Linked DNA regions of Mus musculus: region 1 is linked to region 2. Evidence: chromatin loops called from intact Hi-C (ENCODE). Cell type or tissue: gastrocnemius. All regions are shown on one strand. Each heading gives the region's core, and the rest is flanking DNA. Links, peaks and the distances in the headings are about the cores only. Region 1 overlaps Lrrc20 (leucine rich repeat containing 20). Region 2 overlaps Npffr1 (neuropeptide FF receptor 1).

Region 1 (6,616 bases), core at 2,785-5,284, 110 kb before region 2:
GCAGTTTTAGACCCTGGCCTAAGCAGCAGAGCTTTGGCGCTGTGTCCTCTCAGGGGTCGCCTTGGCCCCTGTCAAATACCTGCATAACCGGCTTCTGTTTACTTCTCTGCCTTAAGGCTTTCTGCGCTTTAGGGAAAATGACCACTGAAACCCGAGGTGGGAACAGGCCTTTCAGGGCAGTGGTGGCGCATGCTTTTAAATCTCGGAACTTCAGAGGCAGAGCCAGGCAGATGGCAGGTCTCTTGAGTTTGAGGCTACAGAGTGAGTTCCAGGACAGCCAGGGCTACTCAGAGAAACCCTGTCTCAAATAGCCAACCAACCAATCAACCAACCAACCAACTAACTAACTAACTAAGTCAAACAAAAAACAAAACAAAGGTTAGACTTGGGATAAGTCAGCTGGTGAAGCGGTTTTTGCTCTAAGACCACAAAGCGCTATGGTGTTGCGTGTCTCTAATCTCATTGCTGGTGGGGCTCAATGCAAGCGTAATCACATCACGTCACCTGGCTTTCATTTCGGAAGTGAGATTTTTATAGATCTGGGGCTAGGCCGTCCGATTCAGTCCAAATGACGGTGAGAAGGTCCAAGTTGAGTCTGCAAAAGCAAGGTGGTTGCCAGGGTTGGTGATGCACACCTTTAATCTCAGCGCTAGGGAGGCCAAGGCAGGCAGATCTCTGTGAGCTGGTGTCTAGCCTGGTCTGCAGAGCCAGCTCAGACTAGCCAGGGATATATTGTCTCCAAATAAAAATAATGTTGAAAAGTGGTTGAGGTAGACATTCCAAGATAGTCCTTTGGCCTCTACATGCACACTCCTGGGCAAGTACACACACACACACACACACACACACACACACACACACACACACACACATTAGCTTCCCCACTAGCACATCCTTTTGCTGAAGGTCACATACTTAAAAAAAACCCAGTTCTCTGCAGGGACATGGCCTCAGCTCAGTACCTCGCTAGGCTCAGAGCACCTGTCCTCCCACCCCAGGGTAGAGCAGTGTCAGCCCCTCCCACCGTTCTGCCTCCCCAGTCTCTGTTCACTATGTACTTGTGTGAGCACTTTGCCAGTCCTGACTCATTTAACTGCCTTGAGAACTGTGTGATGTTAAAATCCTGTTGTAAAGATGACAAAACAGACTTGAGTGTTTTTAAAGGGCAGTCTGTTCCCTTTGTGAGACTGCTTTTTGCTTTTTTTTTTTTTTAATTTTTTAAATTTTGTGCCAGGGTGTCACCATGTAACCTAGACTTACGACATCAAACACACTGACCCCCAAGCTCATTCTGTAGCCTAGGCTAGCTCTGACCTCACTGGATGGCCCACACTGGCCCTGAGCTTCTGGTGACCTTCCTCCCTCAGCCCTTCAAACACCGGCAATCCAAGCATGCATCACATCACGCTGTGGGGATTTTACAGACCTGGAGCTAGGCATAGTGTGTGGGTGACTCGCTGTTGATCCGGGTGAGTGGAGGTCAAACTACAGCTCATCCAGCCCTGTGTGCTTCAGAGCCTCACATGGTAAACACCCTGCGCCCTGTGAGGGGGCAAGAGCTGAGTAGCTGGAGTCTGCCCTAGCCTGTCTCCTATGTCTCAGAAACACCACCATGAGCCCACCTTTTCCTTTGCTTTCATTCCTTTGCAAGGAATCACTATGTAGTCTTTTTTTAAAAAAATTCTGGGCTGGAGAGATGGCTCAGGGGTTAAGAGCACCGACTGCTCTTCTGAAGGTCCTGAGTTCAAATACCAGCAACCACATGGTGGCTCCCAGCCATCCGTAATGAAATCTGACGCCCTCTTCTGGAGCATCTGAAGACAGCTACAGTGTACTTAGATATAATAATAATAATAATAATAATAATAATAATAATAATAATAATAAATCATCTTTATTTTTTAAAAATTCTGTGAGGTCGGGCATGGTGGCACACACCTTTGATCCCAGCCCTCAGGAGGCAGAGGCAGGCGGATTTCTGAGTTTGAGGCCAGCCTGGTCTACAAAGTGAGTTCCAGGACAGTCAGGGCTATACAAAGAAACCCTGTCTCGAAAAACAAAACAAAATAAAACAAAATTCTGTGTACAAGTGCTCTATCTGCGTGTACACCTGCATCCCAGAAAAGGGTGCCAGATCGCATTACAGATGTTAGTGAGCCATCAATTGGTTGCTGTGGCTTGAACTCAGGACCTCTGGAAGAACAGACTTATGCTTTTTAAAAAATATTTATTTATTTATTGAATGTATGTGAGTACACTGTAGCTGTACAGATGGTTATGAGCCTTCCTGTGGTTGTCGGGAATTGAACTGCTCACTCCAGTTGACCCATTTGCTTCTGTTGGCCACTCGTTCAGGCCCAAAGATTTATTTATTATAAATAAGTATACTGTTGCTGTCTTCAGATGCACCAGAAGAGGGCGTCAAGTCTCATTACGGGTGGTTGTGAACCACCATATGATTGCTAGGATTTGAACTCAGGACCTTCGGAAGAGCAGTCAGTGCTCTTACCCGCTGAGCCATCTCACCAGCCCAGATTTATGCTCTTAACCACTGAGCTATCTCTTCAGCCCCTCACTATGTAGTCCTAACTAGCCTGGAACTTGCTCCATAAATCAGGCTGACACCTTGAACTTTCAGAGATCCTCTTGCCTTCTGTCTCTGCCTCCCAAAGTGCACCACCATATTTGGCTTATAGTTTTAATTATGTGTACTTGTGTGTGCACACAAATGCAGATGCCCTCAAAAGCCAGAAGAGAGCATTGGGTCCTCTAGAGCTGGAGTTTTAGACAATTATTTTCTGAAAGAGCAGCAGGTGCTCTTTAAAAAAAAAAACAAAAACAAACCTTTTTATTGATTTTTTTTTTTTTTTTTTGAGTTTCACATCAGGCAGTCCAGTCCTGCTCACCTCCCCGTCCCTTCAGGTTTGCCTTTTGCCCTTGTAACCTTCCTCCCCGGCACCCCCCCCCCCAAATAAATAACACACAGACAAACAAAGCAAAGCAAAGCATAGTAAACATCTCCATGGACGCTGTAGTGTGTCACAGTGTGTCCCACAGTACCTGCTCTGTCCACACATTTTCACTTGCAAATGTGCAAATGTCAATTGTAATGAGTCATTAGTCTGATCTAAGATATCTGGGTTCAGTGTCACCATCATCATTGGATCCTTGCCTGGTCTCCCTCCAGTTATTCTGTTGCCCTGTGTCATGGAGATCGCAAAGCTTTGGATCAGGATTGGCCCATGCACGCATCCCAGCCATTCAAAGATGATACAGATTTTAGGATGGGGCCAACTCAGAGCCCAACATCTGGGCCTAAGTAGCAGCTGAGCTGATCAGCACCGGCTCTCCCTTATTCATACCACCAGGGTGAGCACCTAACACTGCTCAGGCTAGCCCACCCAATGTTGCCATGGGCAGGAGGTGGGGTAGCTCTCACACCCTTGGGGTTGGCTCATGGGCAACCACATCTCCAGAGCCTGTTCCACTGTGCTGTCCAGTCAAGGCGTAGGACCCAGTCTCCCAAGTGCTGCAGATTGTGAGGGGCTGAGCCAGCTCTCTCGACTACCTCGGGTAGCGAGAGGGAAGGATGAGAGGGCACCGTCACCCCCCTTGACCCCACGCTACCTCATGGTAAAGCTATGGCAGGACCAGCTTTTTTTCTCTCTCTTACTCACACTTTTGGGGTTGGCTCAACCACAACCCCGCCACCAGGGCCAGTTGGGTGCAGGGACTGCTCTCCTGAGAGCTGCAGCCGATAAAAGGTGGGGCTGGCTCTCCAGAGCGCTGCAGCCAGTGAGGAGTGCAACCTATTCTGCAGAGCCCCTGGACATCCACATGGTCCCTTGGCAGCTGCCCCCAACCAGAGATGTCTCTAGTGTCTCTGTTCTCTAGTGGTAATATAAGCCATGGGCATTGACACCAACCCCTGCTGCAGCATGGCCAGTGACCAGACCTGGTACTCATCAGCAGCTCAGGCTGGGACCTCACCATGGCCTCAGGTGGCAGGGCTCAAAACAGGCTAATCCTCTACCCTTGAGTCTCCAGTACTCTCTCTTCATAATGCTCAAACTGCACCACTTCTCTTTCTCTCCCATCCTGTCTGCCACATCCTCACACATGTACTGGCTCCCTTTGCAGCCTGGCAGGCCCTTGGGTGACATCCTGTGGCAAGCTTGTGTCTATGGCCCACCTGTGCAGTACTCTGGAGGGCAGGTCTGTGGGTGGCATGGCAGACCACAGGTGTCTTGTCTGTCTGTCTTCCTCCTCCTGTGCTGCACTGCATGGACGTAGTAGGTGGGGGTCTGTGTGTCTGTGTCCTGCTTGTGCTATGGAGCAGAGAACAGGTCTGTGTGTGTCCCTGCAGAACTTGGTGGCATGGCAGAACACAGGTCCTGTCTGTCTTCCTCCTCTGGCACTCAACTACCTGGATTTGATTTGATTTGATTTTTATGAGTCCTAGGCATAAAACAGCTTTGGCCACCAAGCCGGGCTTTAACTAGCATGAAGAAAGGACTGCCACCTGCTCTGCCCCTGACTAAGAACAATACCGCCACGACCATCAGGATGCTTCTTTGCCTATTGCCAAGGGCCAGCAAGGGCTCTTAGCCACTGAGCCATCCCTCCAGCCCCCTTCCTTAGCACTTTGAATTTTTGTTTTGTGACAGAGTTTCATCAGGCTGTCTAGCCTGGTCCTGAACTTGCAACCAACCCTACTGCTTAAGTCTCACCCAAGGCTGGGACTCTAAGCAGGGCCAACCCACGCCTAGCAGAGCTGGGCTGCTTTTCCTCAGCAGCCTGTGTGACATGCATCCTGGCTTGCGAGAATCTGTACCTAGCTTCTTTCTCTCCCGTGTAAGGTTAGTGGTGTGGATGTAGCTCCATCTGGGCTGGAGGACATGTGGGTGATTTCTAGGTTTCCCACATCATTAATGAGCCCATCGATGCTGATGTGAAGGTTTTTATGGGATAGTGCCCTAAACAGTTGCTGGACTTGCTCATGGTGAGTGAGGTCTGACTGCAGGGGTGAGCACAGGGGTGAGTGAGGTTTGAGTATGCAGGGGTGAGTGAGGTTTGACTATGCAGGGGTGAGTGAGGTTTGACTATGCAGGGGTGAGTGAGGTTTGACTATGCAGGGGTGAGCACAGGGGTGAGTGAGGTTTGACTATGCAGGGGTGAGTGAGGTTGACTATGCAGGGGTGATTGAGGTTTGACTATGCAGGGGTGAGCACAGGGGTGAGTGAGGTTTGACTATGCAGGGGTGAGTGAGGTTGACTATGCAGGGGTGAGGTGGTTTGACTGTGGAATGGCCCTTTTCAAGTCAGATCTCTTTAGCACTCAGTGTAGTTTTCAGTTCAGGGGTGAGACAACACCTCTTGTTGCTTTATTTACAGTTCTGTATTGATGACAAATGATGTTGAAAATCTTTTCTTGTGCTTTTTCGCCACCTGTCCATCTCTGATGAAATCTGTGTTCCAAACTTCCACTGTTACCCATTTTAAATAAGTGAGTTTTCTCTAAGTTTTGAAAATATGTCAGTGGTATGTGTGTGTGTGTATTGTATACAGATATATTTGATTTTTTTCCCTCTTGCGGTAGTGTCTGTCTACGTAGCCCTCGCTATTCTGGAACTCAATGAGATCTGTTTGCTTCTGCCTTCTGAGTGCTAGGACTAAAGGCATGTGCCACCCTGCCCAGATCTAGAAAGATACATTCTTTAAAAGTTACATTTAGGGGGGAGGGTATGGGGGACTTTTGGGATAGCATTCTAAATGTAATTGAGGAAAATACGTAATAATAAAAAATATTAAAAAAATAAAATGGAAAGATACATCCCCCCCAAAAAAGTTACATTTATTCTCTATTTATTTATTGGTTGGGGCACATGTATGCCGGAGTAATTATGTCGAGGTCAGAGATCAGCTTCTCTCCTTCCCCCAGGGGTGAATTTAGTTCATCAGGCTTGGTGGCAAGTGCCTTTATCTGCTGAGCCATCTTGCTGGTGCCTCAGCCTCCTCAGTGCTGGGGTCCTATGTGTTCTCTATCATATCTGGCCAGACGTGTTTTGCTAGTTCAGTTTCTGGGCTCTGACTTGTCTTTCAGCCTTCTAACCGTGTCTTTTGAGAGACAGATGTTTGTGATCTCGATGAAGTCCAGTTTATCATTTACCGCACCCCCCCCCCCCCAGCCAAACCCAATTCTGCGGGTCCTCCTCTTGGAACTGTCTGGGAGCTGGGCAAATATGCGTGGGCTCATGGGCCCCATGTCCCTGAAAGTTCAAGGTTCTCTCAAGCAGCACCTGGATGAGAGGCTTGTGCAAGAGTCCCTGCTGCCTTGCGTGTCTGAGATCTGGACAGGTGGGTTGTCCCGGAAGCCTCCAGGTGCGTATAAGCGGTCAAAGTGAGCATGCGTTGGGAGAGGTCAAGCCTCAGGATGGGAGATGAAGGTTAGGGAGAGAAGGGGCGTGGCCTCCCCTTCCCTTTTCCAGGCTCACCTGCTGTTAGCTACTTTTCCCTACACTTACCAGCAGATGGCGCCCTGTCACCAGCCGGCCTGGCCCTTGCTGGGTTTTAGTCCTCCCTGGGCCAGCTCATTTCCTGTATATGTACTTGTCTGA
Region 2 (6,616 bases), core at 2,015-4,514:
GGCTACATAATGAAATTCTGTCTCAAAAATAAAAGAAAAATTGGTAGATAAAGATACCCAAAGCTAAAATCTAGCCTCCACAGACACATTCACACCACACATACAAAATAGACATGTCTTGCTGGAGGGTAAAGAGAGACTCACTTAGAGGCAGAGACACAGACAGACAGACAAACACACAGAGAGAATATGAATATGAATATGAATGTATGTATTTCTGCCGGGTGTGTTGGCTCCAAAGCAAACAACTCAGAAAGAAAGGTCCGGGCTCTGAGAGCCTACAGGGTCCTGGCTGAGCAGCTGTTCAGTGCTGAGTGAGGGAACCAGAAACCGAGTGTGTGGTCAGTAGGACATGGTGAGTGTCTACCCGTTCTTCTAAGATGCACACATGAAAGACGCAAGTTCAGTCTCTGCTCTCATTAGCAACAGAAACTGCGTCAAGAGTGCGGCACTTCTTTTGAAATGCAAATGGCACAGAGACTCAGACTAAAGGTCCTGAGTCACTTCCTCAGCCAACCAGGGTACAAGTTTATCAAAGACTCTATTTTTTTAAGACAGTTTTTTTTTGTTTTGTTTTTTTGGTTTTTTTTTTGGGGGGGTAGCCCCTGGCTGTCCTGGAAGTTCTTTTGTAGACCAGGCTGGCCTTGAACTCACGTAGAACCCTCTGCCTTGGTGGGACTAAAGGCATGCACCACCACGCTCTGCTGTCTTTTTTTTTTTTTTTTTTTTTAAACAGAATTCCAGGACAGGTAAGGCTATACAGAGAAACCTTGTCTCAAAAAATTAATTAATTAATTAATTACATATGTGGGGGTGGAGTGGGGGTGTATCTACAGATGAGGGCAGACCTTCCCCCAGGCCTAGAAAGGGTGTCAGATCCCCTGCAGCTGCAGCCCCGGCCCCCACCCCACAACCCAAAGTGGGTGCCGGGAACTCACACTGCAGCTCACTGCTTCGCCATCCTTCCTGCTCCACCGAAATCTTTCCTCAAGAAGCTGCTGCTAAGAAGCTAGAGAGAAGAGACCCACTTGGGTCAGGGACACTGAAGCTCCGGGTGCTGACACGGTGTTAGGAAGTGTTGCAGAAGAACGGTTCCTTAGCTGCGTCCAGAGTAGCTCTGGGTCTGCCTCTGCGGGTTTTGTCTTCCTTCTTCAGGCCGGTTTTCTATTGTTTGTTTGGAAACAAGGTTTCATGTAGCCCAAGCTGGCCTAAAACTCACTCTGTAATGGAAACCCACTTGAATTCCTGATCCTCCTGCCTTCACCTCCGCAGTGAGATTACAGCTGAACACCTTCACACCTGCCTTCGGGTGATATTTTAAACGATCCTTCTGGTATTCACGATGTCAAACGTGCATAGGCATTGGAAGTCAAGGCCCTCTCCTGGTTTAATCAAGGAGCCCTAATGGGTTTTACAGGTGGCATAATGGTTTCAAAGAAGACAAGGAACTGGGAAATAGCTGAGCCAGAGCAGAAGCTCAAACTCACAACATGTCCCCAGATTACTTGATGGACCATGAATCCTGAGGTCAAGTAGGGGGCAGAATCACTGTACCACCGTGTATTCTCAAACCAAGTTTCCTTAGCTTTGAGCTTTGGTTTTCCGGTGAGGTGAGAAGAATTCTCCTTTCCTGGTCAGAGGTAGTTTGATACTATCAGATACAGTAACTGGCAAGGTGATGCACATCTGTAATCCCAGCACTTAGGATGTGGATGCAGGAAGACCAAGGGCAGCCTAGGTAGTATGGGACCACCTCTCCCCCTGTTGGAAAGTGCCAATAACCCTGAAAAGAACAGAAAACAGCCTGTGCCATGCCGGGCAGCTAAAGCAGTGCATAGAGGAAAATTCATTGCTTTTAGAAGTAGGTACCAGGGCTGGAGAGATGGCTCAGAGGTTAAGAGCACTGACTGTTCTTCCAGAGGTCCTGAGTTCAAATCCCAGCAACCACATGGTGGCTCACAACCACCTGTAATGAGATCTGATGCCCTCTTCTGGTGTGTCTGAAGACAGCTACAGTTTACGTATACACAATAAATAAAAAATGCCTCTTTAAAAGAAGAAAAAAAAGAAGTAGGTACCAACCTTCACTCTCCACCTCTGCTTTAGCTGTGCATCAGATGGTGGTAGCATTTGAAACTGGATAAGCCATGGCTGCCGCCCCTAAGATGTATCCAGTACAGAGGCAGGAAACAACCTTCTATATGAAGTTACACTAGGAAGCAGAAGAGGGTGAGCAGTGTGGTACTGAGAGATGGAGCAGGCTGGCCTGGAGGCAGCAGTCACCACAGAGCCTAGACAGGAAACTAAAGAGCATGCTCAGCCTGACCTACAGTAAGATGGAAGATGGCAATCTCTGTCCCCTTTAAGTCTGCCCGGATTTGGCTTACCTTAAAATAAACAAAGAAATAAATAACCTGCATGTATGTGCACCATGTGTGTGTGTCTGGTGCCCTCGGAAGCCAGAAGCTTCCCTGGAATTGGAGTTGCTGATGGTTGTGAATGAACATGTGGTTGCTGGGAACCAAACCCAGACCCTCATGAAGAGCCGTGAGTGTGCCTAACCACTGAGCCACCCACCTACTTCTCTAAAGTGTGGAGTCCCTTTCAATGGACTGAGGGAGTATGCTTAATATGGGAGATAAGAGAAATTCAGTTCCCAGAAGTAAGGACTGAAAGTCTTTCCAGATGATGGTGGCACCCACCTTTAATTCCAGCACTCAGGATCAGAGGCAGGCAGATCTCTGTGAGTTCAAGGCCAGCCTGGTCTACAGAACTAGCTTGGTCTACAGAGCCAAGGTACCAGGCAGTGGTGGCGCATGCCTTTAATCCCAGCACTTGGGAGGCAGAGGCAGGCAAATTTCAGAGTTCAAGGCCAGCCTGGCCTACAGAGTGAGTTCCAGGACAGCCAGGGTTATACAGAGAAACCCAGTCTTATAATAAATAGATAAATAAATAGATAGATAGATAGATAGATAGATAGATAGATAGATAGATAGATAGATAGATAAGCGGAGGGTGGGGTGGGGGAGCACACCTGGTGTTATTAGTCAGAAAGCAGCAGGCAAGAGAGAGCTACTAGATGAATTCTGCAAAGCCCATTTCAGATGGGGCAGGCTCCTTATTCATTTCAGCCACTAGATGGCGACTGGGCTCTGGGAAGTTGTGGGTCCAGGGAACTAAGGGGAAGCCTTTTCTATTATAACTTCTCTAGAGGGGGCAGATGCTCTAGGATGATCTACGGCTTTGCTATGGGGACATGCATGATTTAAGGCCATTGGGACTGGAAGGCATTGGGACTGGCCAGGGAATGCAGAGATAGGACCGGTCATTTACAATACCCGGTTACATCTGCCGTAGCTAGGGACGGGGCTTGGGACAGGTGTGGCTAAACCATCCCTACCTTGTTTCCCTGCACCAGGATGGCAGGGTTTGGTCAGTTGAAGGGGGGTGAGGCCTGATCACTCCAGGCACTGATCTAATTGTAACCGGCCTGCCTGGTCCAATAAGCATTTAGGAGGTTAAAAGGCTTGTTTGGGGTTAAAACGGAGATTCTGTGGTTAAGAGCACTGGCGGTTCGGCTTACTATCTTCTGTAACAACAGTTGGTGGCCTGGCGCCCTCTTCTGGCCTCTTTAGGCACCAGGCGCCGAAATGGTGCACAGATACACAGGCAGGCAAAATGGTTACAGGCTTAAAATTAAGGGGGGTGGGGAGGTCCATTTGGTACTCCAGTTAGCTGCTCAGGTTTTTCTGCTCCAAGGATTTTGGAAGGCTCACCTGCTCCCACTTACCAAATGGACAGGAATTAGAGAGGCCAGAAGTAAGGAACCCAGATTACAATGGAGAGAGCTGGAGAAGGTGGGCTTTGGCTCTGTCTGTAGCAGTGGTGGGATTCCTGTACCCCACCCCCACCCCCACTGCTCTCCTGAGTAGCCTTAGTCCAGGCTCACTTCCTCAGGAACAATTCCAAGCGAAGCATCCATCACTGTGGCCCTCTGTGCTTCCTGGTAGGCAGCAAATGCCATCAGGAAGCAAGCCACAATGTAGTATGACTTCCATGCCAGTGTTCAAGAGGCAGGCACATCTCTCTGTGAGCTTGAGGCCTGCCTGATCTACACAGGTAGTTCCAGGCCAGCCAGAGTTCCACAGGGAGACCCTGTCTTAAACAAAAACAAAACAAAAAGAAGCAAGCCTGGGGGTGTAATCCAATCAGAAGATAGCCTGCTTAGCATACTTAAAGCCCTGGGTCAGCCTCAGCCCCATAAACTGGGCAGGTGGAGGCAGCAGGATTAGAAATTCAAGGTCATTCTTGACCACATAGGGAGTTCAAGGCTAGCGTGGCTACTTCAAACTTCACAAAAGCAACCCTGAGCTGGTGACTTAGTTAGGGTCCCTATTGCTGTGACAAAACAGGAGCTGATGCAGAGGCCATGGAGGGTGCTGCTTACAGGCTTGCTTCCTGTGGCTTGCTCAGCCTGCTTTTTTCAATAGAACTCAGGACCACCGGCCCAGGGATGGAACCACTTACAATGGGCTGAGCCCTCTGCTATCAATCACTAATTAACAAATTACCTTAAAACTGGATCTAATTATCTGGAGGCATTTTCTTCAGATAACTTTAGCTTGGGTCAGGTTGATATAAGTCTATCCAGTATAGCCTGTGAGGTGGCTCAGTTGGTAAAAGTCTTTGCTCCGAGGCCTAATGACCTGAGTTTGATTTCCCCAAACCGACAGAGAGAACTGACACCTGCAAGCTATGGAACTTCTGACTTCTGGAAGCAAGCGTGCGCGTCTGCACACACACACACACACACACACAGACACAGACACGGTAAATGCATCTAGCATTGTTTAGTCAGCTGTAAGTTATAGCCCCAAGCCTCCTTTTCAAACCAGGTTGCTGTCCCCCATTCCTTTTACAATGGATGAATGACCATCAGGGGCTACCAGCTTCCAGGCCACATTCTCAGCTCCTTAATCAGTACCCCTGCCTTTTTGGAATAGCGCTGTCCCCATGGAAGAGTGGATGACCTGTTGAGAGGCAGTGGGGTTTGGAGAGAGAGACCACAAAACCTTACTATGCTCTCTCTGCCTGCCCCTATCGTTGGGGTACTGAACTTGGACTCTGAAAACACCCCCCCCCCAGAGGCTCAGGATGACCCACCTGAGTCCCCTTGTATTAGCCAAGATGCTGAGGATACAAGCAGCAGACGCTGGTGCCAACTAACGCTGGTGCCAATTGGAAACTTATAGGAGGGGGGTTGGGCAGTCATTGGGGTGGACGGCAAAGCTGGGTTACTAGGAGCCACAGTCAGATCCAAAGCAAGAGAACTCCCACTGGCTGGCATTTGGCTAGGGATGGGTGCACACTTCTGACTGACAGTCGCTCCAATGCTTCATGCAGGGGCAAGGGCTGGCTCCTCCTGGATACAGCGTGTTCCCCACCCGCTTGTGCTCACTGTGCCCCTGAAAGTGTGTGCTCTGTTGAGAGAGGAGCCAACACATTCAAGAGTCATAATTTCCTTCTGGACAGGAAGCATTTCACGCCAGATCAAGGGAAAGCCCCTAAAAGCCTCTGAAAAGAAAAAGCATCAAAATACATCAAAGGCTTTGGTGATCCCAAAAAGCTCACAAAAGCTTAGCATGCAAGAGGAAAGATAGCACAAGTCAGTGGCTCTGAAATCACAAGGAACTCATCAGAGGAGCTTTAAAAGAGAGCGTTCGCAAATGCCACCTCCAGATCCTGACCCACAGCGGGTAGAAGGAATATCTCCTTAAAATCGGGGCGATCGCGGTGTGTGCCCAAAAGCCACTGGCAACGTCGGGGTTTTATTCCATGTTGCCATTTCCCTGAGATCATAAAGTGAAAAATCAAAAGTTGGAATGAAAGAAACAACAGCAAAGTCACCTGAGGAAATACACACACACACACACACACACACACACCCCATGGACGAAGACTGTCGTTCAAATAAGAAATCATGGCCAATTTGCATAAGCACATTTTATATGGAATAGAGATAAAGAGTGCGTTTTTATGCTGTTTTATGATTATTACAGCCGAGGTAGTATTTTCCCCCACACCATCAGACCTCCTTTTAAACATCTTGATAAACCCCCTGAAGAAGAGTGGCTGGTCTGGGAACCAGGCACTCAGTAAGGCGCTGGCCAGTTTTGCCTCTGTCTAAAGACTCCCTGGCTGGTGCGCCGCCCCTGCTGTGCGCAGCCGCACTCCAGACTCCCTGGCATTCCAGACTCCCGGAGCACCACAATCTGCCAATCTGACGAAAAGGTTACACTGAGTTCTTTTGTTTGTTTGTTTTGGTTTTTCGAGACAGGGTTTCTCTGTATAGCCCTGGCTGTCCTGGAGCTCACTTTGTAGACCAGGTTGGCCTCGAACTCAGAAATCTGCCTGCCTCTGCCTCCCGAGTGCTGGGATTAAAGGCGTGTGCCATCACGCCTGGCTCCTGAGTTCTTTTTTTTTAAAGGGCATCTCTCACATTGCCAATGAGTTTGAACTTTTTGTTTCGTGTGGCTATTAGCATCTGTCCCGTATGGTGCTCTGTGCCACTGGCAGTCCCTAGTGTGGTGTTCTTCAGGGGTTCCAAGGTCGGGGT

Evidence for each region. A loop is a pair of places that touch in the nucleus more often than their neighbours do. Peaks named below come from ENCODE experiments on the same cell type or tissue, not always from the same donor. Only the 100,000 strongest peaks of a DNase experiment are listed, where the experiment ranks them.
Region 1: it touches region 2 in a loop (5-fold over the local background); 30 of 42 quality-filtered maps call a loop at or near these places.

What each region holds. Positions count from the first base shown.
Region 1 is chr10:61,485,725-61,492,340 of GRCm38, forward strand. All of the region lies in intron 2 of Lrrc20 (leucine rich repeat containing 20), which reads left to right. Among named protein-coding and RNA genes, the nearest start is that of D830039M14Rik, 12 kb to the left of the region's middle. In gastrocnemius, for the core only: a CTCF peak has its summit at 4,169 (motif pointing left); no DNase peak of the experiment used is centred there; H3K27ac peaks cover 576 bases.
Region 2 is chr10:61,599,338-61,605,953 of GRCm38, forward strand. All of the region lies in intron 1 of Npffr1 (neuropeptide FF receptor 1), which reads left to right. Among named protein-coding and RNA genes, the nearest start is that of Npffr1, 7.4 kb to the left of the region's middle. In gastrocnemius, for the core only: CTCF peaks have their summits at 3,140 (motif pointing right) and 3,637 (motif pointing left); DNase peaks (open chromatin) are centred at 3,201 and 3,612.